Linked DNA regions of Homo sapiens: region 1 is linked to region 2. The links are chromatin loops, found by intact Hi-C in ENCODE. Cell type or tissue: sigmoid colon. All regions are shown on one strand.

Region 1 (2,500 bases), 240 kb after region 2:
CGGAGCGGGAGGATGCGCACGGGCCCCGCGTCGTAGACAATGAAGCCGCGGGCGCCGCCGCCTGCCCTGGGCCCTGCGCACCGCGGCCGCACCTGCCGGCGAGAGCGCTCTAGCGCCTGACCGGCCGCCTCGCTTGGCCCCGCCGGCCCATGGCTCGGCGCCCCGGGCCCGGACCCCGGCACTCGGGCGGCGCGGCGCACGGGCCGGCGGGTGCCAGGGGCGCCGTCCCCGCAGCCTGAGTGCGGCCCTCGCGGTCAGCGGGGGGCGTGGGCCACACTCCCGGCCCGCCTGCCCTCCCCGCTTGGCCCGGCGCCCTCCCGGCCCGCGGGCTCGCTGGATGCGGCGGGGCCCCAGCGCGCGGGCGACATGTACTTGTTGGACGGCAGTGGCGAGCCCGCGTCGCCACCCGCGGACGCGATGCCGCGCGGGACGCCCCCCAGAAAGACTGTCTACCGCATCTCCGTGACCATGGTCAGGAAGGAGCAGCTGGCCGCGCCGGGCTCCGGCGGCCCGGACCCACGCCCGGTTCGGCGGCCCCGGCCCGCGCGCTCCCCGGACGCGCCCGGGAGGCTTGAGGAGGAGGCCGAGGAGGCGGAGGGCGCCGAGGAACCGGAGGGTCCCCGGCCGCGCGCTTGGGATTTCCGCACCTTCCGCACCCGCAGCACCGGGCAGCTGGAACTGGGGCGGCTCCGGCCGTGCGCACGCGGCCTGGAACCCGCGGACCTGGCCGGCAGCGCCCCGGCCGAGGAGGAGGGACGCGGCTCGCCCGCGTCCGGCAGCCCCGACGTGGAGGGGGCCCGGGCCGCGCCCCTGCGGCGGAGCCTGAGCTTCAGGCACTGGAGCGGGCCTGAGGCGCCGCAAGGCCGGACACTGGGCGGCGGAAGGCGCCACAGCAGCTCCGGGAGCCTGGCCTGGGCGCCGTGCGACGAGGCCGCGGCCGGGACCACCCTGGAGCCCGCGACCGCCACGCAGCCCGCCTCGGAGAAGCGCAACACCCTGGACGTGGGCGAGGTGCTCAGCAAGAACGACGCGCTCTCGGACCTGGAGCGTTGGGAACGCAGTAAGAGCAAGAACCGCACGCTGGACAACAGCGACCTGCAGCGGCTGGAGCGCGCGCGGGCGGCGGCCGGGGCCGGCGCGGCCTCGGAGCACCGGCTGCTGCGCTTCTTCAGCGGCATCTTCGCGCGCAGGGACGGGGGCCCGGGCGGCGGGCCCTCGCCACGGAGCGGAGCCTCGCGGCCACGCGGCTACTTCAGCCTGCGGCGGGCCCCGGCCGAAGCGCACTCGTCCAGCGCCGAGAGCATCGACGGCTCCCCGCGCAGAGGTGGGCAGCGTGGCCGGGGGTCCCGGGACGGGAAGGGGCGTGGTGGGGACTTGCCGGTTCCGCAGCGGCTATGGGACCCGCCCTCCCGGGTCGGGAGCCTGCACGTGGCCTCGAGGGATGCGAACTCGGGTACTGCGGTTTTCCCCAGCAGGGCGCAGCGGTCCTGGGTTTTCTGGCTGCCCCTGCGCCTGGCTGTGCGTGCTGGTGCCCCTCGGAGTCCACCACCTTCATCAAGGAGAGCTTGACCCGGGAGAGGTCGCCTTGCCAGCCGGCGCCGACCTCCTTCGCGTGCTCGCTGGGTCTTCTGCGGGAGCGGGCCCTGAGCTGGCTGCCCGCGACACCTGTGGGGCCGCCCCAGGGAGCCGAGGCTCGCCGGTCGCCGCCGCACAGGTGCGGCTGCCTGGATGGGAGAAGCCGGCATTCATCCTGGCGCCCCTCCCTGCCTCGAGTCGTCTCCCTGTTAGTGCTACCATCTGTCAGTGTTGTGATGTGGACTCAGCTGACTCCGTGGCCCTCGGTATTGAGCTGGCTGTAAGGACACCTCACTACAGTGGTGGGGCCTGGGGTGGGACGGAGGCCCCTCTCTCCACAGCTTTCCTGCCAGGTGGCATCTTAATGAGGAGAGCGAGTCTGGGACTGGATTCTGTTTCCTCATAATGTAGGCTAGCAAAAGGGCAGGAAAACCGCAGCCCTGCAGCCTGTTCTGAAACCTCAGGTCTGTGTTCCCTTAAGTCCTCAGACAGGGACTTTGCATGGAGGGATCTCCAGCCAGATATGTTATTCTCTGCAGGAATCAGTTAACCTTTTGGTAGCATTTCGGGGTCAGAGCCTCCAGAAACCTCAAAACACAGACTCCATCAACTGCGCATCACCCTGAGGGGGATTCTGGGGGTGGAAGTGGTGCTAGATTGCTACACCTTATTCTCCTGGGAGGGGGTTGTATGCCTGAAGATATTGTGGCCACAGACAAGAGGCCATGCATTTTTACCACCAAAAAAAAAAATATTATTCATCCTCTTATCTGAATTCTTTAACTTGGCTGGTACAGATAAAGGTAGTTGGAGAGTGGGCTTTTGATTTGCAGTTCAGACTGCTGTGTAACCCACCTCTGGAGAGGGTATTCATCCCAAGTGGACTTAACAGGTCAGCTGACTGCCCCTAGGGTTTATGTTAAAA
Region 2 (2,500 bases):
TGTCTACTCTGTGCTCACATCCCTGACTCTATTTCAGGGCCATTTGGCACCGTATGCCCACACCATCCTGTTGGAAGGAGCCCAAGGGAAAGACCACTGTGGCTAAGGGCACAAAAGCTAGTCCGTGCCAAGAACCTTCACAGCACTCTGGCTTCACAGGACATGACTTGACCCAAGCAGACAGGCTCTCTCCCCTCGGAGAACATAGCCGAGAAAAGAGCCACTTGCCCAGGACCCACGGAGACATTCCCCGGACTTACAGAAATAACTTCCCCAAAGCTAGAAGGGACGCCACTTCACATGTGTGCCCTCCTCCCAACCGAAAATTGAATCACAGCCCAGGACACGGTCTCCAGCGTGACCTTGAAATGCTTCCTTGCACATTCGTGACCTTTTTGGCAGGTTTAAATGGTTATAAGGGAAATATTTTTGTAATTTCCATTAAAGGGTTTAAGTTGAGTAGTATAATTCAGCCTTAAATATTTCACCATCATTAAAAAGAATTCTCATTTTGTACACCAAAGGGAGCTGCTCTAAGCTTGCCTTGAAACTGTCAGCTGAGTTAGGCAGAATTTTGAGCTTGTAAATGCAACTATGGAGAAAGAGTAGAAACTCATTTGGGGAGGAGAGGAGTGGGGGGAGAAGAAGGCTGATTCCAGGAAAGGAAAACAACTCAGCTGGGAGAAAGTGTGGCCTTTCAGAGGAGGCATATGACTCCATCCTACACCTAAATCACACACATCCTACATCCTAAATCACAAATCCATCGCAAAAACAAAGTGTGGTTTGAAATATATGGAGGAGCTGGGTGTCCACCAGATGTCTCATTTGGCTAAAAGAAGAGCCTCTGGAAAGGTCTTAGCTAGTTTTAATAACAAGTTCACGCTAAGAAGATGGCCACGGCTAGGAGAGGAACTGACACTGCTGATATAAGGCTGAGCAACACAAGATCTAATGAGTGCAGTGGAAATGACGGAACTTGGAAGACAGCCACCTTGGCATCCATCATAGCCAGGAAGGGAACTGTGCAAGGCCAGTGACACAGCTGATCTAAGCTGAGGAACTGTGACTTGAACAAATGTCACCAAAGAGCAATAGACCCTACTGAGCAAGGGAGCTTCAGGTTTTTTAAATGTTGACCAGGACCAGGTGAAGCACTATAGAAAACTATCCTTTTTTCTTTCTTTCTTTCTTTTTTTTTTGAGACAGGGTCCTGCTCTGTCACCCAGGCTGGAGTACAGTGACATGATCACAGCTCACTGCAACCTCCACCACCTGGGCTCCAGTGATCCTCCCACCTCAGCCTCCTGAATAGCTAGGACCACAGGTGTGTGCCACCACATCTTGCTAGTTTTTATATTTTTGGTAGAGACAAAGTTTCACCATGTTGCGCAGGTTGGTCTCGAACTCCGGAGGTCAAGCAATTCACCTGTTGGCCTCCCAAAGTGTTGGGATTACAGGCTTAAGCCACTATACCCCACCAAAAACCATCATTTATGTTGACATTGGTCAGTTAATCAATGCTCTGTGGTCATAATTTTCCCACAGCTGTTCATGACTGCATGAAATATAATCCAGGTCAGACTGTAAACCCTTCACCCTAACAATATCATAAGGTTTGGGGACCCTCCTGAGGATGTCCCCCAGATTCGGTGTTCTGCTCATCTGCTCCTCCAACCTCCCTATCAGGAAAGGCTTATCATGTGCACAGCATGCCCTGTTGGAGGGGGACAATTTCTCGTTCCTAGTGACTGCCTTACACAACTCTTTAATAATAAGAAGATCTTAAATATTTCAGAAAGCATGCAAAACTGTCTATATCCATTCCCTTTCCATTTCAGATGTGTTTATTTTGTACCTTCTTTCACCTTCGTCTTCTCCATCTCCTTCAGTGTTGGACGGAATGGTCCCCCTTTGCCAGTTACTTCACTATTCTGTAATGCAACACAACTTCATTCGTTTAATTCATTGCCACAAACATTTTTTTTGAGTGCCAACTATGTGTCTGGCGTTGAGCTAGAATCTGAACGTACAGGAATACATAAGGCAGAGGTCCCCGTTCTCAATAAACTTGTAGGACAGAGAAACTCTCCATGTGCTTAGGTGGGCTGTTGTCAGAGAGGTGGGTTTCTGAACCTCAAATGCCATTTGGCCTCCTTGAAAAATGCCCTGTTGTGGAAAGACTCTGAAACAGTCCCCATGATCCCAGCTTCCTGGTGTTGGCACCTTCCTGTGGTGCCCTCTGCTTGGGTGTGGGCAAGACCTGTCACTTGCTTCCAACTAACAGAATATGGCAAAGGTGATGGGATGTCAGTCTGTGACTACGCAACATTATATAAGGCTCTGTCTCAGCAGACCAGATCCCCAGCCAGTACACTGCCTCTTTCCATTGCCGGACATGCTTTTCGCCAGGGAAGTAAGCAACTCCACACGCAGAGGTCAAATGTCACCTCTCAATGAACCCTGTTCTGACCACCCTGATCTCGCACTCTCCCGATCT

What was found. A loop is a pair of places that touch in the nucleus more often than their neighbours do. Peaks named below come from ENCODE experiments on the same cell type or tissue, not always from the same donor. Only the 100,000 strongest peaks of a DNase experiment are listed, where the experiment ranks them.
Region 1: a loop joins it to region 2, with 3 times the contacts of the local background. A loop is called at or near these places in 3 of 110 quality-filtered maps.

What each region holds. Positions count from the first base shown.
Region 1 is chr2:235,669,734-235,672,233 of GRCh38, forward strand. All of the region lies in intron 1 of AGAP1 (ArfGAP with GTPase domain, ankyrin repeat and PH domain 1), which reads left to right. Among named protein-coding and RNA genes, the nearest start is that of TNRC17, 150 kb to the left of the region's middle. In sigmoid colon, a CTCF peak has its summit at 1,103; DNase peaks (open chromatin) are centred at 1,068 and 1,678; H3K4me3 peaks cover 2,500 bases.
Region 2 is chr2:235,433,155-235,435,654 of GRCh38, forward strand. No RefSeq gene overlaps it. Among named protein-coding and RNA genes, the nearest start is that of AGAP1, 60 kb to the right of the region's middle. In sigmoid colon, no CTCF peak of the experiment used is centred here; a DNase peak (open chromatin) is centred at 957.